5 separate regions of the Mus musculus genome follow, and regions 1, 2, 3 and 4 are each linked to region 5. A link is a loop called in an ENCODE intact Hi-C map of the cell type or tissue named here. Cell type or tissue: left cerebral cortex. All regions are shown on one strand.

Region 1 (5,000 bases), 150 kb before region 5:
ACAGGGGCGTTCCTTTCAACAGAAATCTCTCTCCAGATGTATGAGAGAATCTTCATCCTGTTCTTCAGTCTGGCTCAGTTTTGCTGTTAGATAACACTGCTGCCTTAGCTTGGTGGCCTCTATAATGTTTCATAAAAAGGCTTAAAGACACAATTTTATGATTATGTTTTTTTTAAACCTGGCAACGCTATTTCTTTTTTGCAAAACGTGTGCACCATGTGGCTGGAGATATGGCTCAGCAATTAAGAGCAATCATTGCTCCCGCAGTGGACCTGTATTCAGTTCCAAACACCCACTCCAGTACCAAGGGACCTGACACCGTTTTCTGACCTGCACGGGCTCCTGCATGCATGCGGTAGACATACGTGCCCTCAGATGCACACACACACACATGAACCTTTTCAAAGAACACTGAATGATGACCTAAGCTGAGATGGCAAGAATACCAGGGCAGGACACTCCCTCAGTCGTATTCTACCGTGACCGTGTCTCATCTCAGTGACAGGAGCACACCCTCACGGTCTGATGTGGTTGGCTAATTCATACTCGACACAAAGGGGAGGGGTGTAAAAGCAAGTCAAGTCTGTAGAGAACTTCTAAGAGACGGGCAAACAGGCATGCGCACAGATCGAATGATGGTAGGGTTTAATGGAGTTCTGGCCCTTAGCAGGCTAGCCACCTCTGATCGACAGGGGGAAAGAAGTCCCTAACAATTCCACTGTCTTTATTATACATTCTGGCTGCTGTCCTCCAACCCCATCAGACTCATCCAGCATTCTGAAGTCTGTAGTAGAAGCAAGCTATTGCTCTAAGTGACCGGGGATTGTTTAATTCTGATGACCCTTTGGGCCCCTAGGGCAACGAGTTGCTATTCTAGCTCTTAAACGTGGCTTAAAGTGAGCCTGTCTTCCTAGGGGTGGTCCACAACCAGGTGACTGACCTCTATCCACTAGAACGTTAGCTCCCCATTCAGGCCAGAAATCCTACTCTCTTGACCTTTTTCTCTTTGTAGGCCCTCACTGCTTCTGCAGTACTTATTACCCCCTCTAAAGAGGTGACCCTGGAATCACTTAGGAACCAGATCATTTAGGAACCTCCAAACACTTCTGCCATCTCTGGCCTCTGGCAAGAATGAGGCTGTCAAGAGATCCGAGGACACCTCTGGCAGAGAGATAAACTGGTTACTTTTCTTTGGAGTCTTTTTTTTTTTTTCTCCCCCAAGACAGAGTTTCTCTGGATAGTCTTGCGCTGTTCTGGAACTCACTCTGTAGACCAGGCTGGCCTTGAACTCACAGAGATCCACCCGCTTTTGCCTCCTGAGTGCTGGTACTAAAGGCATGTGCCAGCATTGCCCATTCTTTGGAGTTTTTTCATCACCCCTACTCCTGTCAAGAACTGCCAGAAGGAATTGAGGGAACGCCCACTCTGGCTTCTTCCAGCCGACCAGAGGGCACCAGGTGCAGAAACACCTCTGCAGTGGGCCAACCTCAACCTTAAAATACTCTATCCATTGATTTTATCTGAATGGGTGTTTTGCCTGCATGCCTGTGGCTGGCCTTTAGAGTGACAAGCCCAGCACCTGCATTCAGACCCATCAATAGCCGTGGGGTGGCTGGCATCAAAGTGGAGTCCCTCCACGGTGGCATCTGAAGACTCTCTCCCCATCAGCCTGGCCCTGGTAGGGCCACCTTTCTAGGGCTTGGCCTGTTGGTATCCTGCTTCTGTGATTGGTTCCTGCCTCTTTGGTGCCATGCTGGCTCCTGTGGCAACCCCAGGTGTGTGCCCCCTAGGAATACCGTGTGACCCTCCCTGTCCTGGGCTCCGAGGTCCACAGTGGCTTCCCAGGCAGGCAGTGAGAAGGGTCAGCAGTTTCAGTCCAGGTGAGCTAGGACGAGTCTGGGCAGTTAGACACTGTGCTCTGCCACATGTGTCTCCCTTGGGGAGAACCCAGTTTTATCTCCTTTATGCTCTACACCACAGACAAATCTCACTCGAGTTATTCCCCTATAAATCTTCTATATAAGTCCATGTTCCTGTAAAGGGGGGAGGTATGGGGACAAGCATGGGAAGGGCGGGAGGAAGGAAAGGAAGAACAGAATAGCCACGAGGGCCATCCTGGAGAAGGCCAGCCTGGGCTACACAGTGAGACCTTGTCTCATCCCTTCCCCAATATAATTAACCAATTAATTAAAAATGCACTGGGTCTGAAGGGGTCGTATAGGAAGCTACTCAAGAGGCAGAGACAGGAGGATTACTAGCCTGGGCAACTTAGATACTGTGTCAAATTAAACTAACAAAGGGCTGGGGCCTTGTCAGTGGTAGAGAAGACTAGCCCAGTGCACATGAGACCCTGGGTTCACCAGCAGGAAAAAAAAGTGTGGAACATTTCAGATCTACACACAGAGAGGCTGGGTGGAACAGGCAGGAACCAGTAGACTGGCTGCTGCTACCCCTGCAGGCTCCTGTGTCCCCGAGGGCTGCCAGTCCCAGTGCCACAGGGGCTAGGACAGGTTGCTGGGATGTTGGCTTCGGAGCTCCAAACCTCTGGCTTTGCGTATAATCACCGTCTCCCCAGCTCTGGTACCGGCTGAATAAGCCCTCCCACCAGATGGGGCACCTATGCAGTCAGAGCCCAGCCTTGAGCTTGCTTGGCTTCCCGTGTGCCCTAGCTGGGGCCAGAAAAGTCCACAAATTATAACTGGCTTCTTCACTCAGTATCTGCTCAGGAGACAGCCTCAACTCAGAGGTTCCTGCCATGCCCACTAGCAGCAGCAGGGGGCAGTGTGGCTCCAGGGACACAGTAGAGGAAGTATCTGGTCCTGTGGCTTCCCCTGTCATTAGACCAGGGCTGAGCGGTTGGGGATGGGCTCTTTCATGTGCTGTCTCCACCTGAGTCACACTTGCCCCCCTAAGTTTCAGGCACGGAGGCCCCACATCTGCCCTGTGGCCCTTGCTTATGGATCTGCCTAACCTGATCTTCCTGCTCCATCAGCTCCAGTCCAGAGTCTTTCTTCTGACACAGGTAACCTGGCCGTGTAGGTCAGTCCCCTGTCTTACTGTGATCTAACTGTAATGTGGCAGGGTGTGTGTGTGTGTGTGTGTGTGTGTGTGTGTGAGAGAGAGAGAGAGAGAGAGAGAGAGGGAGAGAGAGAGAGAGAGAGAAAGAGAGAGAGAGAGAGAGAGAGAGAGAGAGAGAGAGAGAATGAGAGATCTGGAAGCCAGTACAGGCAAGCAAACAAACCATGAGCCAGGTCAGAGGTGTCTGGTGAGCAGGGTTAGCCTCCAAAGAGACACAGGTTTTTGTTTTGTTTTGTTGGGGTGGCGGGGGTGGCACACTTTCCCTGTGTAGCCCTGGCTGTCCTGGAATGCTCTCTGTAGACCAGGTTGGCCTCAAATTCACAGAGATCCTCCTGCCTCTGCTTCTGGGTGGTTGGACTAAAGGTGTGTGCCACTACCACTTGGCTAAGGGACATAGTTTTGTTTGTTTGTTTGTTTGTTTGTTTTTCGAGACAGGGTTCCTCTGTGTAGCCCTGGCTGTCCTGGAACTCACTCTGTAGACCAGGCTGGCCTCCAACTCAGAAATCCACCTGCCTCTGCCTCCCAAGTGCTGAGACTAAAGGTGTGCACTACCACTGCCCCTCGGGACATAGTTTTATGGTGTTTTTCCTTTGGACCTCCAGGCTGTGTTTCATGGGAAAGTGATCACCAGGAGAGGCGGCTGCCTCTTCATCTCCACCCCTTCCAGCTGTGGCCTGTGGGAGCTGAGCTTGGGTGAGAAACCAGGTCAGCCTCCCTGGGGACAGGTGAGTCATCTTAGACCAGATCCAGAAAGGCAGATGGGAGGTGGGTGGCTTCTTCCCAGCAAGCAGAGCCAGGGGCTGTGAGTCTGGCCCTTAGCAGAGGGGGCCTGCCTCACTTCACAAAAGCCCCTCCCCAGCGAACTACAGGTCTCACTGATGCACAGCTGTGTAGTGGTGGGGCCATTTCAACTTGGAGTGCCTGCCCACTATCCTCACTCCAGGGCCTTCCCTCCCTTATAGCCACTCTGTCCTTCATCCCCTCAGTCTCATGCTGGGGTCAAGGAAGAGAGGGAGAGGACAGGGGTGCAGAGGGCAGGGGTGCAGGGGTGCAGAGGGCAGGGTTGCAGAGGGCAGGGGTGCAGAAGGCAGGGGTGCAGAAGGCAGGTACTTACCCACACCCCTTGGTTTAGCCGGAATTGGTTCTGGTGACTTCCTGGGAGAAGACAGGGTGAGCTGAGAGCCTTGAGTCAGGTTCAGTGGGGCAAGAATAGGACCTAGAGCTGGGGATACCATGGGGTGCACAGTGGCTGAGCTGCTGCTCCCGTGGTTTCCAATCTAGTTAGTGTGTTGGCCATGACAAGGGCCGTGTCCACAGGCAACTGGATCTCATGGGGGCTGCACGGTCAAGGGCTGGAGGCAGCTGGAGCACTGACAGGGGACCTGGGGCAGAGGGTGTCCTGGGGTGGTTATGTTTTCTTAACAGAAGGATTTATTCGGGGCTTAGAGTTTAAGAGGGATAGGAGTCCATCAACAAACATGGCAGGGAGCAGGGCACCAGGCAGGGCACTGGAGCAGCAGCTGGGAGCTTGGTATCCTGAGTCTCTAATGCCAGGATGTTGGAAATGAACTCTGTTCCACAGTGGCCTCTGTAAGTGTCCGCTGCTGTCAGGAAAGTTCAGCGTTGGCTTCCCCTGGGGTGGCCAGGGCACGGCTGGGGTTGAGGGAGGAGAGAACTTGTCTTCTAAAGTAAGAGCTGGGTGGAAAGGCTGGGGGTTAGGCACGGCCCCTTCCTCTGTTTTCCTGCGCTTTCCAGTCCAGTCGCTCTGAGAGTAAAGAACGGGCGGGGGGAGGGGAAGGTGAGGAGCCGAGCTAGAGAGCCCTGTTCCCACTCCATTCTGTACTAGGACTGTTCTCTTCCAGTCAATACCAAGAGGGTTGGTGACAAATTTGGGAGTGAAGAATCTGAAACAGCCAAATAAA
Region 2 (5,000 bases), 98 kb before region 5:
GCTGCTCTCGCTTCTATCCAGGTGCTCAGGTCAAGATAGCAGGAGAACTCCACCTCACTTTTCTGTGCAGAAGTTAGCTTGTGGCTGCTTGCAGGCTCTAAGCACATGGGGTCTGCATGAGGCAGTGAGGGCCCCACAGCTGCTCTCAGCTCTGCTCCACAGGGGCTCAGAGGTCCCAGGCTGTTCACACTCTGGATTTCTACTTCTATAAAGACACCAAAAAAAAAAAAATGCAGGCGACAGCAGGGCTAGGCAAGAGAAGCCAAGAACTTGACAGCCATGTGGGCTTCCAGAAGTCAGCAAGCACGGAGTAAATCGGGGTGCTTTAATTCTCACGCCAACAACTTCTCTATTTGTTTCACAGTCAGAGATGCCAAAAGCAAGAGAAAGACGCGCTGGGTGGTATTTCTGAGTTACAGACTTGGGACCAGATTCCTGTGGGTTAGAGTGTGAGATGTCCCAGGATGCTCTGGGGGAAGAGTGGATCAACAGGAAGGATATAACATCTGTCATTCATCTATTTTCTCTGCACAAGGGAACAGAAAATAGAGAAACTCACACAGAAAGACCTGCTGTGTGAGAGACACCAGAAGCATCTAACATGATGCTACACTACAGCCTCCAAATGGCACAACTCTCCTTCTGAAGCACCCAGAGAGCCCAGCACTCAGGAGGTACTGCCTGTTGCCTAGCACCCAGATGTGGAAACTCATCAGCATCAGGAAGCTGCACAAAGGAACCCCGGAGACCAGGTTACTGATGAAGAATTGCCTGGAGAGATGATGGCACACAGGAACAAGGGCATGGGAGAGCCCTCCTGATACAGGCCTCTAGTCCTAGGGAGGGCAAGAGCTTGGATCATGAGAAAGAAGCCCTCTTAGCAGTAGCACAAATACGTGCAAACCTTCCCCCCTTGTTGCATTAACACTACGACCTTAGGGACACAAAAGTTGTGCATACAGTACGCTCACACAAGTGATCATGGCATTAACTGACACTAGCCAATGGTCCTTTGAAAAGCATAAGTAGATCAGAGACACTCAAACACACTTGTGTAATAGAGCGCTGGCCTCCACCAATCTATCTGGCACCCTCCTTTGGACACCTCCGTACCCCATGAGGTGGTAGGGCTGAGTCAACCTGGCTAACCAGGCATAAGCAACACAGTAGGGTGGTCACAAGATTTGGAGCAGGCAGAGTTGATGCAGCTCCAGGACCTCTGGGGTAGAGTCCTGAGCCCTGAACGTTGGTAGCCATGGACAGACACTGGGCATCAGGAGGTATCAAGCCAGGCTCCTTGTGGAATAGACTCAGTTACAGTTACCCATGGGGCCCTCATTCTGTGAGGAGACACCCACACCAGCAAGAACAGTGGCCCCCATGAGGAGGACACACTGACCCTGGGGTGACAGGTCAGAGAGGGTGGTAGAGGAAAGAGCAAACTGATTCCTGTGTGGACAGCTGTACTCATGCTGGGGTGGCACTGCTGTGCCATCGTCAGTTCTTATAAGTTCTACCATGTCCCCTCTGAGGCACTGTCTTACTCTCTCATATATGGAAATGGGACCAGTGCAGGCCTCCAAAGCCACTTTGGTCTTTGTACTGGCTGGATTTGTGTCAATTTAACACAAGCCTGATTTATCACAGAAAAAGGAGCCTCCCTTAAGGAAGTGCCTCCATGAGATCCAGCTGCAAGGCCTTTTCTCAATTAGTGATCAAGGGTTGGAGGACCCATTGTGGGTGGTGCCATTCCTGGGCTGGTACTCTTGGGTTCTATAAGAAAGCAGGCTGAGCAAGCCAGGGGAAGCAAGCCAGTAAGGAATGTCCCTCCATGGCCTCTGCGTCAGCTCCTGCTTTCTGACCTGTTTGAGTTCCAGTCCTGACTTCCTTTGGTGATGAACAGCAACATGGAAGTGTAAGCTGAATAAACCCTTTCTTCCCCAACTTGCTTCTAGGTCATAATGTTTGTGCAGGAATAGAAACCCCAACTAAGAAAGTCTTCAAGCATGAGCCTGGCCCAATCATTAAACATCTGTCAGCATTGAGCTAACTCCCAGCTCGTCCAACCAGAGCCAGTTCTTTAGGGCAAAACACTGTCTATTCAGGGCATCTGGCTGTGCATGGTTCCCTGACCCACTTCATGTCCAGGGATGTCATCAGAAAGGTATGTCTACATCCGTCTGGAGACAAGGGCAGCAGGGACACCGGTTTTACAATAATCACGTTGGCCTTGAAAACGCTTAGCGCATTTCCGATTTCAGGACTCCCTCTCGGGACAGCCTATGGCTTAGATGTGCTCCTACAGCAGTATCTGGAGGCTCTCACGGGTCTTAGTGGTCAGCCACAGGCAAGTTCCCTCCCTTCCAGGATGAGAATCAACACACTTCTCTTTTAGAGAAATTCCCGGACCCGCTTCCAAATCCAGAAGCCCTTCCTCGCATGCACGCTGGTCCCGTCCCTGACGCCCTAGTCGGCTCTCGGGACCCATCCGAGCCAGGACCCTGGCGACCTGCATCCCACACGGTGCTCGGCGCAAACAAATCGGGGAGGGGTTTCGTGTGACGTCATCCCGGGTCCTTACAGAAGTGTCCCTCACGCTGTGACAGACACCTGCCCGACAGGTCCCACGGCCCCCGGGTCAGCTCCAGCTCACCTCGACACCCCCTTTCTTGTAGTCTGCTGCGCGCTCACCTGGGGTCAGGCGGGGTTGGGGTGGGGGTGTCAGGGGTGGGGCACGGGAGTGCGAGGTTGTCCAGGTAGGTGAAGCGGGCCGGAATGAGTCCTACACCTAAAAGTGTCCGCAGGCGAAAAGTGTCCGTCGATCTAATACGTCCCGGGATGCAGCGCCTGAGAAATGCGTTCCGGGAACGAACGTTCCTGCTCATTCGCATACTCCATCTGCTCGCAAGTCTTGAGAGGGACTGGCAGAGAGTGGCCTTTAGGTGCCTGACATCTGTTACCAGATCTCTGGATCCATTGTCCTGATGGAACAAGTACTGTGAGTTGTTTGCATTGGGTCCTATTTAACTGTTGTTATTGAGACAGGGTCTCATGTAGCCCAAGCCAGCAATGTAGCTAAGGGTAACCTACCTCTACCTTTTGAGAGATGACTAATTATAGGCTTGCTTCGCCACATTCGGCTTACGTAGTGCCAAGGATGAAACCTGGGGCTTCACACATGCTAGACAAGCACCGCAACGACTTGGAGCTGTATTCTCAGCTCTCAACGATCATTTTAATAGGCATGATGGCTCCCGTGGCCAAAGGGACCACACAGCTGTGGTCACCATCTTCGCCAAATCAGGATGTAAATGGACTCCCTTGGCCCCTGAAGAGGGGTTCCTCGGCTTGCAGCTGGGGGGGTCTATATGCTAAACACACCTCTGTGACACAGACCAGGAACTGTGGCAGGATGGAGGCAAGGTCTCATTCTGTAGCACAGGATGGCATTAAACTCCTGGTAATCCCACTGCCTCAGCCTCCTGAGTATAGGGATTACAGATCTATGCCTCCACAGCCAGTTTTAGGGTAGGATACTAAATGCTTTCTGTACAGTAAAGATAAACCTTGAAACACTAAGGTCTGTTTGTCAGTGGCAGCAAAGCTATAGACAAAACTCCTCTCCCTGCAGCAGCTGGGGAAGTCTCACAGACCTCCATGTAGGTAAAACACGGATTCTTGACTTAGGCTTTCAGGAAGATTCATTATGAAGCACATTTGGAGTTAGCAAGACGTAGCTTTAATATAGTTTTAAGCATTACCATTGAGACATACTGGTGAGGGAACTGATTTAGGCGAAGGATGGTAGACGCCCTAGTACTGATGTGGGCTTCTGAGGAGAGCACTGGGTGTCTTTACAATAGCCATACACAAAATTCAGGAGGCTTCTGAAGTTATACAGTTTCTAACAAACTTTTTGTTTCCTTTTCTTTTCCCTTTTTTGGCAAGTGAGATCAAAGAGAGGAAGAGGCAGAGAATCAACGTGAATCAAAATGTCTAACATTGGGATTTACACCACAGACCCTAGGACTTCTATGCTTAAATGTCTACACCCAAAGCATAGTCCTAAACATGGCCAGAATGGAGACAGATTCTGTGACCCCTGGGCCTTGGAAATCATCAAGAGTCTGGATTTGGGTTTGGAGTGCTCAGTTGTTAGCATAACCCCCAGGATTATGCCTAAACAAGACATGTTAATCACAGTATTTAGAATGTGGAAGCAAAAGGATTAGAAATTCAGGGTTATCTGACTACATAGAGAGTTTGAGGTCAGCTTGGGATACATAAGATTGTCTCAAAAACAAACAAACAAACAAACAAAACCACAAAACCATCAAGAGAAGAGATAGAGTGGCTGGAGAGATGGCTCAGTGGTATTCCCCTCCCAGGGGGTCTGAATTTGATTCTAAGCACTTATACCAAGCAATTCACAAATGCCTGTAACTCAAGCTCCATGGGCGATCCGGCTTCTGTGGTCTCTCTGTCTCTGTCTCTGTCTCTGTCTCTGTCTCTGTCTCTCTCTCTCTCTCTCTCTCTCTCTCTCTCTCACACACACACACACACACACACACAAATAACAAGAGGCCCACAGGGTCCAGTCCCATCCAGCCCCTGAGCTTCTGATTGACATTTCAGTGACCACAGCATGGGTTGTCTGGAATGACCAGATATTTGAGGTTATCCAGATAGTCACTAACAGAAGAGATGTGGACTAACCAGCCAGGAAAAACAAATGCAGAAAGCAGGCATATCCATGTGAGGAAAACTCCAGCACGACCCCCATTACTGTCCTCAGCTGAGTTACAGATGTCCTGAAGGACCAAGATGCTCTAGCAGAGAGTTCCCCAAAGGCCTGAGGACTAGGAAGAGTGGTGGCTAAGCAGGATCCTCCACAGAAGGGCTGGAAACAAGGGGGAGGGGTGTGTCTGGACAAACAGCCGAGGTGGAAATCGAGGGGGAAGAGATTGGCTGGGTCTGCTGGGAAGTCTGGTGGGCAGGAT
Region 3 (5,000 bases), 91 kb before region 5:
AGTAAATTCCAGGCTGGCCTCAAACTCATTATATATCTGAAGGTAACGATGACCCTGAACTCCTTGCTCCTTCTGCCTCTGTTGCTCAAGGTCTGGGATGTCTTTCACACATAGTTTATGGGTGCTGGGGATTGAAACCAGGGCTTCCTGCAGGATAGGTAAGATCTTCACCAACTGAGCCATCTCCCTAACCCTAAAGGCTGTGAAGTTCTGAGGCAATGTGAACATATCAGAGGAGTAAGGTCTGGCTTCCATCTGGGAGGGGACATGGGAGGGGCAGGTGAGCTTCTCAGACCTTCAGCTCCTCATCTGTAGGAGAGAAGGCCATTTCCAGTATATATTATAAAAGTCAAATAAGGAATCCCAGGTAGGACACAGTGCCAGGAGAACAACAAGCATCAAACACATCAGACACCATTCTGTCACAAACCATCTTTATAATTTTATATCACAGAGCAGTGAGGGCTCAGATGATCTGGTTCAAGAATCAGGCTTTAAAAAAAAAAAAAAAAAAAAAAAGAGGACCATCATGCTTGACAAAAGGGATGGCAAGCACAAGGTCTCTGGGTCAAGTGGCGTGGAGACCAAGGTGCTTAGTGAGGCTGCCCGGAGGGTGCACAGGAAGGGAGGCTGTGAGTTTGTGGGGGTCAGAGGAGCATTCTAGAATTAGATGAATAATTAAGCGGAAGTCATCAGGTCTGCTGGAGAGCTCAGATCATCCTGAGACTATAGCCAGTGGCTGAGCCACACGACACTGCAGTGTTGTCCGTTCCTCGTGGCCAGATGGCTGTGGTCCACTGCTAATTCTCAGCATCTTGAGGGGATCCATCATGCTGTGGGCGGCTGGTCTAGGGAGACGGTGTCTACCAAGTGTGAGTTTGCTCACGCCATCAAACAACAGAGAATTTTGGTACTGGGTTTTGGCACAGGGCTCCTAAAACACTGTCAGTGTCCCGAGAAATGGGAACTCAGAGAAGACACCTGTTTGGGGTTTTTCTGTGGCTCTTGACTCATAGCCACCTCTTCAACAGGTCATAGAAATTTAAAGATTACAATTTCTCTTCTCCAAGCAGGTCACAGAAGCTCAAATCCCCAAGAAGTGCCTGGCCAGACAAGCCTGGTTGAGTATCCACCACCTGGCCACAGACATTAGCCTTTGCCCCTCACCCCCTCTGCCCAGTCACGTCCCCACATGTGCCCATGCACCGTCATGCTCAGACTGTGATGTCTACACAAGAGGCCAAGAGGAGAGGAGACGGAGCCTGTGGGCAACTGAGCACCCTAGAGGTTGGCATAACCAAACGGTTCAGTCAGAAGTTCCTGCATCGGGGCACTGCCAGCCCTTTCCCCATTTCCCCTGTCTGTCTGGCCTCCCTTTTAAATAAACTAGTAGACATTTCCTTGAGTTCTATGAGCTACTCAGCAAACTGACTGAAGTAACTAACTGGGACCTGGATTTAAAGCCAGTCAGGAGTACAAAGCATGACCCATTGCTTGCTGTGACCTCATTTGCTTTTGGTCCACAGCTCTCCCATTGAGCTGCTCTGACTAGATCCAAGGTTAGCCCACACAGACCACGTCTCCAACTTATCCTCTGGCCCTTTGGTCCAAGCCCACACCTTATCTGCATGGCCCCTCTGTCCATGTAAAACACCTCACCCAGTCTTCTCTGCCCGTGTCTACACTTCATCTACACACCCCCTCCGTCCACATCGTCTATGCTTCCTCTCCACAGCCCTGTTGTCTGGCCTTGGAGAAGGCTCTGGGCATGTCCTCAAAGTTCCAGAGACCCACAGAGGGCCTGACTCTACATTTGCTCCAGTAGATACACAGGGCATTTGTTGCGAGCACATGGCTGGCCGTTTTTGTAGTGTGAATAAACAAAGCTGGCCCACAGGGCCATGTAGTAGATAGGGAGCTGTGTGGGACTGTCATGAGATCAGAGACCCTGGCAGGGACATATCGAGACTCCAATCCTGCCAGAACTTCTTCCCATGAAGCCATGAATGCCAGGCCTCAAGGGGCAAAGATGTCCAAGTGCCACGAATATGGTTTCCCTGCAGCTGCCACCAGCTTGGCGTGGGCACTCCCGGGGACTGGCTCCCTCCACATGGCAAGGCAACACAGCTGCCAGCTTGGTGAAGCAGCTGCGAAAGGCGCCCCTGCCTGCCCCTTGAGGTGCCAGTTGGGAGGCAGCGACTCTCTTCTGCAGACTACCTGTGGCTGGGGATCTATTTCCTGGCGACTGAAAATTTGATTTGTTTCCAAATCCTCCATCCGCCTCCCACCTGTCACCACTCTCGCTGCGCTCCTCCTCCGCCTTCAGTCAGCGGCCCCACCCCCACCCCCAATCTCATCACAGCCCACGTGCTTCTCATCACCAGTGCCAGGCGACAGGCACCACCTACGCCATCTGAGCAGCCTTACCAACACCGGTGCCAAGCTGACGCAGATGTAGTACTGTCAGCGCCACGAGCCGAGGTCCAGGGGTCCCTACTCCAGAACTGACCTCCAGCGAGAGGAGTTCCTGTCTGAGGGCCCCTGAAACTGAGAGAGTTCAGAAATGAGGGCCAGGCTTCATACTGCCCCTGACGCCTGGATGGTAACCTTACCATAGGGCGAGGCTCTGCATGGACTGAGGGAACTGTACGCGAACCCGGAGATCCGATGAGGCTGAGGCCTCAACGGGAGCTCTAAGCAGACCACACACATGAACTCAATCCTTCAGCCTGAGGAAGAAGCTTAGAGGTTTACAATGATCACATTTCCCAGGCGCTTTCTTGTCTGAGTTGCTCTTTCTGGCCTCCTGAGCATCCCTGATTCTGCAGAGAGCCCCAGGGAAGAGACTTATCCATGCAGAGCATCTGGCCTGACCTGAATTTTATGTACTGGGATAAGGAGATGGGTGCTCCTTCGTTTTCCATGCCCCAGCTGTGTGGGAGGGAGGAAGGACTGGGATTTAGGTGGAGTGAGAAGAGACTGAGGAGGGACCCCCATGAAGGGGTTAGGCTTTGGAGACCTTATCTTCTGGGAAAAGTCACAAGTCAAGATGGTCTGGAACTCATTCCAAGAGGAGACTGGCTCCTGAGAGTGGTCTGACAGACCCAGGTCCCTGAGGCTGACACCCAGCTAAGGCCACTGGGCTGCTACAATGGGAAGAAGTACGGGACTGTAGGGGTGAAGAGAGCAAAGCCTTAAGAAGAAATAGGCCAGGCAGTGGTGGCTCACACCTGTAATCCCAGTACTTGGGAGGCAGAGGCAGGCAGATTTCTGAGTTTGAGGCCAGCCTGGTCTACAGAGTGAGTTCCAGGACAGCCAGGGCTACACAGAGAAACCCTGTTTCAAAAAACAAAACAAAACAAAACAAAACAAAACAAAACAAAACAAAAAACAAAAGGAGAAGGAGAAGGAGAAATAGCAAATGTTTAAAAATAAAATTATCGGGGGTGTCCAGCAGCTTGGGCACCCTACTGTAGGTGGCCAGGAAGTTAGGACAGGGGCCTTCAGGAGGAACCAAGCCTTTGATCTACTTGGCACAGAGGAAAGGGAGGACTAAGGGGACCGATGATGCTCCCTTAGTGCTGGGCCCACAGACCCCAAACTTATGGCTTCGGCATTCTGGAGTGTGCTTGGGCCAGTCTATAGTACAGAAGTCACTGGCTTGAGTGTGCCCTCTGTGCCTCAGTCTCCCTCCCTGCACTTCTCAGTGTCCTTCCCACATAGCGTGGCTTCCAAGACCCAACGGCACTTGACCAGGAGCCAATGTCCCTGGGAAGCCCACACTCAACAGTGTGGGTAGCCTGCAGACCCAGTGCTTTGTGCCTCACAATCAGCAAAGCTCAGGCCAGCAGGCCATGTCTTGGGCAGGGGAGGGTAATAGGAAGAGAAAAAGCTTTCAGGAAATATGGTCAAGGAACAAATAGCTAGGTAAGTCCCACATACACTGTGGCATTAATGCTAGATGAGATTAGACGGGCAAACTGTCACCATTCACTGTCTTCTCGCTTGGTGCCAACACTAAGCTGTGCGAGCAACACAAAACTCCCCCACTGGAACTACTCACACCCTGCCTGACATATCAACCTTCAGCATGACTATGGGTGTCCTGCTTTGTTCCCCATTGCTATGATAAAGGTTATGACCAAAACAGCATCGGAGAGGAAAGGGTTGGCTTCCCTTACACCTCTATGCTGAAGTGCATTGAGGAAAGTCAGAGCTGGAGCTCAAGGCAAGGCGAACCTGGAGGCAGAAACTGAAGCAGAGACGGTGGGGGTAGTGCTAGAGACGGTGGGGGGAGTGCTGCTGACTGGCTCGCTCCGTCTGCTTTTCTCACACAGCTGGGCCCACAAGCCCAAGGATGACACTGCAATGGACAGGGCCCTCCAACGTCAGTTATTAATCAGGAAAATGCCCTACAGGCATGTCCACAGGCTAATCTGATAGACATCAACCCCTCTTAAGAGGGCTTCCTGTTCCTCATTTGCTGAAGCCCCAGGGTTAGTCGTGTCACAGCAGGGGCTTTGCCGCGTGTGGATTTTGAGAGAATAAAAGCATTTGGTCCCTTGTATCCCCTGGATAACCCCAATGTCCTTACAGGGACGCCATACTGTCCTCTAAAATGAGCTTGGATGACAAGGACTTAAAGGGGCCTGTTGAAGCTTAGCCTTTACCCCGGGGGAAGGGCAATTTCTCTAATACTGAGCACAGAGCCTGAGGCACGGCCAGAGGTTCAGTCCAGGCCTGGCCGCTCCGGGCAGCACTCTGTGCACACTCTGTGCAAATGAATTATACCCATGGGGCAGCGCCGGCTTGCGTGCCCAGTGCCCAGGCTTTCTGCTGCATGTCTGTCAGCCCTCCTGGCCAGACATAGCCCTGCCAGGGATGGAGTACTGCCAGCAGTGTGTCTAGCCTTGTTGTGGTCCTGGGGACAAGGGTATGTGTGTCTGTGCACAGAGGGTCACATCACAGGGTCACCCAGTGTGTACCTGCATTCCTGGGAC
Region 4 (5,000 bases), 71 kb before region 5:
CAGCGATGCGGCACAGAGGGCAGCCTGGGAGCGGGCGGATGTAGCCAAGGCCAGCACGGAACAGGTAAGGATGGGGTGGGGCTCGCTAAAGTATAGGCAGCTGGTATCTGTGTTTGGGGTACCTGTGGGGGCCACGTCAGATATGGGTGCGGGTACTGTGTCAAGAAAGCTTTCCGAGGGCCAGTTCTGAGGGAGTCTGTCTGCCTAGTGTCCAGAGCATCTCTGGGTAACCTCTGGGCCCCTTAATATGTCTTGGTGCCCGCTGCTTGCTTATGTGTGCTTCGCTGGTATTCTAAAGATGTGGGGTGGGTTGGCCTGAGTGGACCATCTGGAATTGTGAATACAGCAGCCGCGTCCCATGGTGGTCCCGTGGCTGCATCATCTCCGCTGATGTCCGTCCTCCCAGGGATGGCCCTCTCTGCACTGATCACACCAGGTCCCCTGACCATGAAGGGACAGATCTGTTTCCTTTTTGAAGGTGGGTTAGGGTGGGCTGGGGCTGGGCTGGAAGGTCCTGGAGCATCCAGCACCGCACTCTCTCAGTTTTCTCAGAGCCCCCCATCCTTACCCACAGCCAGGCTTGGCACCTCGGTGCCTGTGTGCAGATCAATGGGACTGGAGCCAAATGCTGTCAAAGGGATCCGGGTGCCAGTGCCAAGGAGCCAGCTGCTGAGGGCACGGGTGGGGTGGGCTCTGGAGGGGAGGAGCGTGTGGCTGGGTATTTCCTAACAGCTCCAAGGACAAAGCTCACTCCCTTCCTAGTGGTCATAGGCTAGTCAAAGAGGGTGGGGCTGAGGGATGGGGACATTCCATCTGGTATGGCATGGGTGGTCCCAGGTGGCCAGTGTAGGGCAGGCAAAGCTATGGGCACTGTCCTTGTGCCCAGGTACCCTTCCTTAAGCGAGGTCCCAGGCAAACATAGAAATCCAATTTCTTCCTTTTCCCTCCCATCATTCCTTTCCTTTCTTCTCCATCTCTAGCAAAGGCTGGCAAGGGGCTCCGGGATCAATGCCTCAGGCTGGTGGGATAGCAAGAGGATCAGTACGGTTATATTGTCACTGGGGCCACTCTGTTCCAGTGTAATGCTCTAGGAAGTCACTTTAATCCCAGAAAGGTGTCTCTCTCGAGGTCTGGTCACTTGGGTAAGCAAAAACATTAGCTTTGGTGCTAGCTCCATGGTGCCCAGCTTCCTCCATGGTCAGGTTGGGCGAGGCTTTCTGACTGTGGAGAGTGTGGTTGGGAGAGCCAAGCAGAGCAGAGGAGCCTCCCCAGAAGCAATGGGGAGGGGCCTGGAGGTAAAGACATCAAGGAGCATGGTCCAGAAACTGAGAGGCACAGGGACCGGAACAGGCAGTTGGGAAGGAGGGAGAGAGAGAATTTCCAGGGAGGGTTCAGAGCCCAGCAAAGGCTAAGCTGTAGATATCCCATGGGCAGCCCAGTTGGAAAGGGCTACCAGGCATGCATACTGCTTAACCAACCAGAGACCTCTTCTTACAGCACTGGGAGGCACCACCACAGTGGCCTACAGCCTTTAGACAGACTCTGGCTAAAGCCTTGTGAGGAGCAAGCTTCCTTTAAAAATCCTGGGATGGGCTAGTCCCGTGTGGCTCTGCACAGGGCTAAGGATGAATAGATGAGTGCCCACAGGGCATTTGGAAAAGTTAAGGCAAGAAGGCACAGACCTGCCATGGTCACGGCGCACACACGGCCAGAGGGTTCATTGTCAGCTGGAAGCAAAGTGACAAACCTGTGTTCTCACTGGAAGGACTCAAAGGGACGCCCAGTCAGGCTTCCTGACTCCAAACTGCAGGCTTACCATGACCCATGCTGAGCCTGGAATTCTCAGAAGTAAACTTTGGGGCACTGGTGCTAACCCAGTCTGATCTAGCTCTGGGCCCAGTTGATGATAAGGACCTGTTTGGTTGATAGTGCTCTGGGTAGCACCTCTGGGGGCCAGGTGGATATAGTAGAATGGGCGGGAGTCATAAGGAGCTAGAACTGGCTGTGTAGACTTTATTCACTGAGTCCGGGTTCACTCAGCTAGGCAAGTTGTCATTGGTCTTATATCCGCTGGCAAGGGAACATGCTGGCCTGGTTTAGAATCCCTGGTCTGAGTACCCAGGGATCTTCAGGTGGTTCTAGCTGTCCACTGAGGCCCCATGGCCCTTACCCTACAGCCTTAGTCCACAACACAAGCATGCTTTTTAGAAGAGAGACCCTGGATACCGACTGGGCCTTCCCCTAGCTCCAGGCTGGTATAGGTAGCATGCCTGTCTGCCTTGCCATCTCTGCCTATGGAGAGTATTGGCTTGTCTCCAGTATGGAAGTTCCTGGGGATCCTCTCACCCAGAGTTGCTGTGGCCTGACCTGGAGGGTAGATATAGGGGGTTGAGTTCCCCATGCAGAACAAGTCTGTTGTTGATGCTACTAGAGATAAAAAGACAGCCGGGCTGGGGGGCCCTCTGGGTGCCGAAGAGCTGTGAAGCCACCTTCCCTTTTGTCCTGGGCTCCACAGTGCTGGAGGATCAGGGAGGCAGGCAGAGAGTTGGCATCCACCTGCCTCCCAGCTCCTTCCTCCCACTCTGCCTCCCAAATTTCACAGTGCCTGCTTTCTGCGCTGGCCCAGCTCCCTGGAGACTCCACCAGATGTTCCTGGGCCTCACGTTTGCTCCCTAATGAAATATTCATGCAGTTGGTCTGCCTCTTGACATGAAAACCTCCTGCAGCTTCCCCACCACTGGGAGCACCCCCTCTCCCTGCAGCTCTCTCCCCCAATGTTGACTGTGAGCAGGCACCTACTAGGAGTACCCCCCACGGGCTCTAAACTGAATCTATCTCTTGTCCTGAGCAGGGTCAGGGTGACAGGTCTCTTGTGAATTCATCTTTCACCCTACCCTGGGGACTACTCTGACCCCACACCTCCCCCTCCCAGGGCCCAGGGTCAGCACCTAAGCATATCATCATGGTCTTGGTTCTGAACGGCTGGAGAAGCCATTCTGCACGGGACAAGCTGGGGACAGACGCCCCAAGAAGCATCCCACTCTATCCTGCGAGTCCAGGGAGGATGGGCTGTACGTAGCTTCCATTGTCCCATACTAATAAGCGCCTGTGGCCCACCCATATTCCTCTGACCAGCCTGACTCCTGACATCCATCCACTAGCTCCTCTGAGATACATATACAGGCTCTGTAAATGGAGGCTGACCTTGCCAACGTGGAGCAGAAGGCCTGCTGTGCCTTCTATGTGTCATGCTCCCCTGCAGCCCTCAAAGGTCCTCAGGGAAGCATAGCTACTTCATTCAAAGGAGAGTTGTCCCACCTGGTCTGGAAATATGGTGAACAGAAAGCAGAAGAGACCACTACTAGCCATGTTTACAGTAGGCCACAGACTGGGGCTAGTTACTTCCTAGGGACCACGGGCCAACTATTGGCATAGGTGAGCAAGGCGCACATATCAGCCTTATCCTGGGGCAGGTTCCTGTGGTCAGTCTGTGACTCTTCTGTTAAAGTCAATGATCAGAGCAGATGGAGCTGTCCTTTGTCCCTCTACCTTTATGCTAAGCTGCTCTGTCAGACCCTAGACCTGGCTCCCTTCTAAATCCAGAACCTCAACTTGCAGGATTTGACCATACAGGAACTCTCTGCCTGGTGGAACTCTGGGTTGTCACTCTCGTGGTAAATAGGATACCTAGTTTACTCTATGCCCTGGATGTTGTGTTTTACAAAAAATAAAGGAAGCCAAGGAAGCCAGGGATATGTTTGGTAAAGGCGTGGTATGGTGTGGGGGGAAAAGCGTCCCTCTGCAGGCCCATGCGGAGGCATCCCTTTCCACTGAGGGACCAGCCACACGGTGGTATAGTATAGAATAGAGTTTATTAAGGACATGGGGAGGGAAGTTGAGGGGGTGGTAGAGACAGAGAAAGGCCAAGTGGGGGAGAGAGACAGAGAGAGAGACAGACAGAGAGAGAGAGAGAGAGAGAGAGAGAGAGAGAGAGAGAGAGAGAAGAGGAGTAAAGGCTGGCCATGAGCATGTGGTGAGAAAGTGGCAAGGGGAATGGGGAGAGAAGGGACAGAGGGGAAGAGAGTAGGAGAGAGAAGAGGGGACAAGCATCCCCTTTTATAGTGAGTCAGGCACACCAAGCTGTTGCCAAGTAACTGTGGAGCGGAGCCTAGAAGAAATGCTATACTGGGTACATCCAAAGAGCTCTGAGTCTGGCCTGCCTGGACTTCACACACCCCACTCACACCTCCCCTTGGCCTGAGTCTCCATATCCCTGGCCTTGCCCCTGGTACCTATGACATCTGAATGTCACCCACTTAACCCAACCTCACTAATGGCCCAAGACAGCTCACCAGTTACAGAGCTTATGGGGACCGTCCTTTTCACTGTTCCCACCCCCCCCAGGGTCGCTGTTGTTCTGCCTGCGGGGAAGCCCCTCAAGTGGGTCGGCAGCTCCAGGAACTACTTACCAAACATCATGCTTAGATTCTCACACAAAGTCAAGGCTCCGCCAGCTCTTGCTCCTTGAGGAGGAGACAGTGTGCCCACACATCATTCAGCATAGGGGGTGGGTGGCTTCCTGAGTGTCTACGCAGAGCCACGGAGGCGCTTCCGTGGCCTCTGACTTCAGTATCACTGGTTCTCTCTGGTTGTGTCCTTTGATAGGATTCTCCAATCGTGGTTCTGAGTGGGAAGAGATGGGTGGGACTGAGAGAGAAGCCCTGGGGAAGAGTTACATGCTATGATCATGGCCCACGATCGATTGATAGCCGTGGGTCAAATTTTCCTGTGTGTGTAATGATGACCCCAGTCATAAACTCAGGGGAGAGCCCTTGGCTCGGCGTCTGCCCCAGTCTCACCCTTCATAATGGTGGCTGGTGGTACTCAGGGTCATTCTGTCACTGACACTGACTGTAGGGTCACCTCTTTCACCTCTTTCCTGGGATCACTCTCATGGAGGGCTAGGAGATGCTCAAGGATACAGGAGTCACTGGTCTGGC
Region 5 (5,000 bases):
GTGAGAAAAGGAGGTGCTGCCCTTCTGGGGGGTGAGGATAGCAGAAACAACCCAGGTGTAGCTGGAAGTGTTAGACATTGAGATTGCTTTCTTTAGAGAAAGGGGCTTCTGTTCTAAGAAGAGCCCCCAGCTGCAAGTCTGGTGTCAGCTCTGTACTGTGAGCTCTGTACTGTCAGCTCGGGCAGGCACAGCCCCTCTCACAGCCTCGTGGGAAGCAGGGACCAGATAAAGGTAGAGAGCTGACTTCACTGGGGAAAGCCACACTGCCATAAGCAAGAGAAAGTGGCTCCTTTGAATTGAATCAAGCCCAGGTCTCTATAGACAATAAAGAGCTTCAGGCGGCACCTGATTTCCTGAGCGGCTGCTGCCTCTAAGGTGTCCACGTGATCCCTGGTGCTTGGTGACTCTTTGTTGTTCTGAGAAGGCGTGTGTCTTGCAGATGGACTGGATACACAGTGTGGGTTGAGAGCTTCCATAAGGTAACATGAGAGTGTCGAAGAGCTGTGACCTGGACATTTCCACAGGGAACCAGCTCTTCATAAAGTAGCAGGGAGACCAAGTGGGTAACAAATGGGCTCTGGAAATGTCTTTCCAGCTGGTGGAAAAATGGAGGGACAACGGCTGTCAGGACTCGTTGTGACTATGCTGCAGTGGGGCCGGCCCACTCCATACAAAGCAGCCCTCAGGGCCCCCACCATCTCCTCCCTGTGCAGCAGCCATGGCTCTCTCTTGGGAGAGCTTCCTAGCTGAGAGGTTTACCTGTCACATTGAATTCTGTACCTCCAACAGAGGTTGTGAGCACCTTTCTTAAGTTCAAGCCACACACTGGCCACTTACCACAAAACAGACATGCCACCCAGCAGCACGAGGTGGGTAAACCTGCAGCTCAAGCTGAGGGTCCCACTCCTGCCTCAGGCTGAGCTCCCAGAGACTGGCTTACGAGGTCTGCTGAGAGGCCACTCTGCCGGGGCCACTCTTCACGACAGTATCTCTGAAGAGGACTGTCCTTTGCTTTCTCGGTGTACACAGCACACTAGCAGCCACACAGCTGGTGTCCATATGCCTGGGATAAAAAGTTTGCGGTCTCAAGCCACATAGCCAACTCTTCTAGATCCACATTCCTCTGTGAAATGGGCTCGGGACCCTCCACTCCTCTATAAGATTGATACATGTGGCCAGGGAGATCTGAAAATGTGGACAGTTTTATAGGTGTCAGACTAGGATTAGATAGCATCCTCCACAGAGGGAGATCCGGGAAACCAAGGAGCCCAGATCCCACCCCAGGAGGACCGTGCAGGAACGCTTTTTCAAGAAGGCAGAGGTGAACCCCTGAGAGGGACCCCAACTGGGGAAAACCAAGCCACTACAGCAAGCCTGGAAAGAAACGGAGGGTATTTTTACTTATTTATTTATTTAATTTTGGCACATTGCTAGATTTTTATCCTTCACATGCAGATGTATGCCTAATGAGATGAAAATCAAGCCCCCCCCACCCCCACCCCCCCGCTGATCTGAAGTTCTGGCCCCTTGTCTCTGCAGGCGGTGACCCTGGGTCTCTCCTTAGTCTCAAAGAAGCAAAGTGTGAGTGAGTGAAAAACTGGGAAGGGAAAGGAAGGAAGTGCAGCGAGTTTGCTCAAATGTACCAACCGGAGGAACGCCTGGGACTTGTCGCAAGGCGCCTCGAGGAAAAGTGGGTAAAGTGGGTGGGGAGCAGGCTCAGAGGAAGCAGAGAAAGTAGGACGCGGACAAGCAGAAGCAGCGGCTGGGGGCTTTTCCTCAGGTTGACATTAAAATGAATGATATGCAAACGAATGCAAAGCATATGCGAACGCCGGCCCCGATGGCAGTGGGGAGAGCGGGATCCTGAGCCCACTTGCCGCAGGTCGCCTGGCGCCTTGGGGACCAAGGCCGAGCGCGGCGGGTGGAGCGCGCCCCCTGCCGGCAGAACGCGCAGGTGGCCCGGGTACCCCGAAGGGCTTGCGAAGGGGGTGAGGGGGGGTGCGGCGGCCGAAGGAGGGGCGCCCGCCTCCCCGTCCCGGAGTAGACACCGCGGCTCCGGGAGCAGCGACGCCGTCGGGCTGCGACTGCTCCGAGGTGGGTGTGTGCGGTGCGCTCAGCTCGCCCGCCCTCCCGGGGCGCGGCCTGCGCGGGGCGGGGGCGCACAGCTAGGAGTCCGCCCCGCACCGGGTTGCCCCGCGCCGCACGCACTGGCTACGCGCTGGGACTCCTCGGCCCGTTCCCACTCCACGGCCCCGCTCTCCTGCATCCGTACGGGGGTCCCACGCGCGGCCTGGCGCTCCTGAGGTCCCTACGTCCTGAGTCGGACCCCATAGCCAAGTCCGCCGGGCGCGTCCCGGGGCCCCTCGGCCACCCGGGCGGTGGAGGCGGGAGCCGCTCTGGGCATTGGGCGGCGCCGGGCGCACGGAACCGGGCCTCTCTCCGGCGGCCGGCGCCCCGGGGCGGAGCGAGCGCGATGGGCGTCGGGCTGGAGGCAGGTGGCGCAGCGGCGGCGGGGCGCGGGAGGCGGGGGCGGAGCGCGCGGGGCGGGGGCCGCGGGACTCGGTGAGACGCGCGGGCGAGCGCGCGGCAGCAGAGCCGAAAGCACGGCGGCTGGACCCGGCGGCCGCCGAGGCCGAAACCACCCGGGCAGCGTGCGGGCTTTGTTCCCGCGCTGGGGGCCGAACGCACTCGGCATGGCCCAGGCGGTCGCCCCGCGCGCCCCGACCCCGCCGCGCGCCTGAGCCCCGCGCAGCGCGAGAAGACAGCGTACGGATCGCCCCCAAGTTATGGAGGTGGCGACCCAGTGAGAAGGAAAAGCCACTTCGGGAGCCGGGTTGCGAGAGAGCTACGGTCCCCTGGAGCTCCAGACCGTAAGTGCCGCCCCTGCCCTGTTCAACACCGCCGCTGTCACCCTACTTTGCCGGTTGCTGCCGTCCCGGGGGTCCTCGCTTTGCACCCCCTCTCCAGCCCCTCCACTTTACAAAGTTCGTGCCCACGGCAGGGTGGAGCCAACTCTGCCCACTCATTTGACTGAGTTGCAGCCACCCTAGGTGAGCAGACAGCTTGACCTGTCCAGAGTGTGTGTGGTTCATCTTTAGGTAGGAGCTGAGTCGGTGGGGGAGTATGGGCTCCCCAACCACCACCCACAAGCGCCCCCTGGGGTGCCGGGTCTCCTGACAAAGACTGGTAGCCTGAATGACAGGGCTCGGGACTGACTGGAGTAGCGGGAGGGCAACCTTCCTGGGAGATAGTGCTGGCAGGAGAGGGTCTGCTGCTTTCTCTAGCCCTTCCCCCTCTTATTTTGGTCCCTGGATCAGCCATTAGGGCCATGGAGCTGAGCATCCTTCCTGATGGTCGGGAGGGGATCCTGACCGCCCTCCCTGGGGTCCTGACAGCCAGGTGCAGGCACAGCCTCCGGCTCTGATCCTTCTCACAGGCTTTGGGAACGGTCCATCTGTGTGTAGGGCAGGCCCAGAGCCAGGCTGTGGGAACAGCGGGGAGGAGGTGTGAGGAGGTGTGAGCACCGCGGAGGGACAGATGGCTGGGAATTCAGCCGGAGTCGGGCTGACTAAGGTGGAGCAGAAGGCAGCCAGGCTGGCAGCTCCTGGCTTTGAGCCGCTGCCTTTCAACTCATGGCCCTGAACTTGGTGTGTTTGGGCTTCTTGACCACAGTGCTGGCTGGACCTACCCCCCTGCTCCATGAATAGAACTATCTGATCATGTGAGCTAAAGCTGACTTTCAGAGCCCAATTCCTCAAAATAACAGACGATCTCATGCTCCTGTTTGTAGGGTTGATCCCAGTAACTGTCACACCCGTCCCTCCTATCCTGAGGCCAGGATGTGGCTTCATTATGTCTGGCTGGGTGTGTGCTTCCTCCCGGCGCTCAGAAACAGGAGGTTCCCAGGCAGCCACTCAGAGGATGGGGCTGGCAGAAGACAAAGGGAGCGGTCACTTTGCCCTGGCATTGCCCTTGCAAGTTGCTGGAAGGTTTCAGAAACTTCTCAAGACTGGGACTCTCTCATCTCCCTAAGACCCCAGGGGCTGGTCTGAGAGAGTTCAGCCATACCCGGCCAGAATGCACTTGGCTCCTGGCCTGGGAAGAAGTAGGAAAGCCCTGTGAGAGATTTCTGGTCTTGTGCATGGAGGGATCCTGATGGGGGCTACACTGGGGTCATGATGTCACCCCACCTTGGTCCACTGAAGGGCGGAAGTCAGAAGATGTGGCTGTCCCCAGTTGGCACTGGGAGCCCACAGTTAGAGCACCAAGCTGAGAAAATGCCGCTATTTGGGACTGTTTTTTTTTTGGGGGGGGGGCACAACCACTCTTGTGCATTGAGAGGGAAAAGCAGAGAAAGGAGGAACCCTGCGAACAGAAGGAACAGATGTGGTGCTCGGTGCTGCCCGGGAGCTAGACAGACACGGGGAGGGAGAATATCACGTTAGGACTGATTTTCTGGCGGAATCCACCCTCCCGGGAGGTACTGTGATCTTGATGAGAGGGGAGAAAGGGAGGGCCATGTGTACCTGGCACACCACCATCTTTTGCTGTGTGCCAAGCCTGAGCTGGCATATGGAAGACACCCCTGGACAGTTCCTTGCAGGATGCTCTGGGGCTGCTGGGTGGTCCAAGCAGCTCTCAGGTCCTTGTCTGGCTCTTCCTCTGTTACCGGGTTATCCATGTAATTGAGTTACCACCTCCAGGAAATCTCTCTGATTGCGCTCCACATATACTCCTTTCTGCGTGACTGAAAGAAACTCGTTTTCCTTCCTACACGCAGATCTGGAAATGCTGGCAAGGCTGGGTCACTGGGCCACAAGATCTGAGCCAGTAGGTTTGCCCACCATGGAGAACCAGGCTTAGCTTCAGCCTCTTCTGATGCAGAAGACAGGAGGGTGTGTCGGGAGAGGTGTTTCCCACCACCTTCTGGAATGGTCTTCCCTCCCCCCTCCTGCACTGTAAGCGGGATGGGTTTGGGGGTGGGGGGGTTCTGATTCATT

Evidence for each region. A loop is a pair of places that touch in the nucleus more often than their neighbours do. Peaks named below come from ENCODE experiments on the same cell type or tissue, not always from the same donor. Only the 100,000 strongest peaks of a DNase experiment are listed, where the experiment ranks them.
Region 1: a loop joins it to region 5, with 2.2 times the contacts of the local background. A loop is called at or near these places in 24 of 42 quality-filtered maps.
Region 2: a loop joins it to region 5, with 3 times the contacts of the local background. A loop is called at or near these places in 11 of 42 quality-filtered maps.
Region 3: it touches region 5 in a loop (4-fold over the local background); 11 of 42 quality-filtered maps call a loop at or near these places.
Region 4: a loop joins it to region 5, with 3 times the contacts of the local background. A loop is called at or near these places in 4 of 42 quality-filtered maps.

The regions. Positions count from the first base shown.
Region 1 is chr8:122,828,376-122,833,375 of GRCm38, reverse strand. It overlaps Gm35466 (a long non-coding RNA gene), which reads right to left. Exons shown (of 3, transcript XR_388150.3): 1 at 4,193-5,000. Among named protein-coding and RNA genes, the nearest start is that of Gm35466, 7.5 kb to the right of the region's middle. In left cerebral cortex, a CTCF peak has its summit at 2,767 (motif pointing right); DNase peaks (open chromatin) are centred at 2,771 and 3,804.
Region 2 is chr8:122,773,282-122,778,281 of GRCm38, reverse strand. Acsf3 (acyl-CoA synthetase family member 3) reads right to left here and starts at 2,796. Exons shown (of 10, transcript NM_144932.4): 1 at 2,692-2,796. Gm39271 (a long non-coding RNA gene) reads left to right here and starts at 2,834. Exons shown (of 3, transcript XR_879309.2): 1 at 2,834-2,998; 2 at 3,949-5,000. In left cerebral cortex, no CTCF peak of the experiment used is centred here; DNase peaks (open chromatin) are centred at 404, 2,561 and 2,853; H3K4me3 peaks cover 1,505 bases; H3K27ac peaks cover 857 bases.
Region 3 is chr8:122,766,800-122,771,799 of GRCm38, reverse strand. Gm39271 (a long non-coding RNA gene) reads left to right here. Exons shown (of 3, transcript XR_879309.2): 3 at 1,074-1,405. Among named protein-coding and RNA genes, the nearest start is that of Gm39271, 6.1 kb to the left of the region's middle. In left cerebral cortex, no CTCF peak of the experiment used is centred here; a DNase peak (open chromatin) is centred at 2,305; H3K27ac peaks cover 891 bases.
Region 4 is chr8:122,747,178-122,752,177 of GRCm38, reverse strand. C230057M02Rik (a long non-coding RNA gene) reads left to right here. Exons shown (of 4, transcript XR_001778694.1): 1 at 1-64. Among named protein-coding and RNA genes, the nearest start is that of C230057M02Rik, 3.0 kb to the left of the region's middle. In left cerebral cortex, no CTCF peak of the experiment used is centred here; DNase peaks (open chromatin) are centred at 2,597, 3,736, 4,161, 4,538 and 2 more places; H3K4me3 peaks cover 2,812 bases; H3K27ac peaks cover 3,198 bases.
Region 5 is chr8:122,675,732-122,680,731 of GRCm38, reverse strand. Cbfa2t3 (CBFA2/RUNX1 translocation partner 3) reads left to right here and starts at 2,557. Exons shown (of 12, transcript NM_001109873.1): 1 at 2,557-2,870. In left cerebral cortex, a CTCF peak has its summit at 1,939 (motif pointing left); DNase peaks (open chromatin) are centred at 2,969, 3,517, 4,482, 4,870 and 2 more places; H3K4me3 peaks cover 3,363 bases; H3K27ac peaks cover 3,135 bases.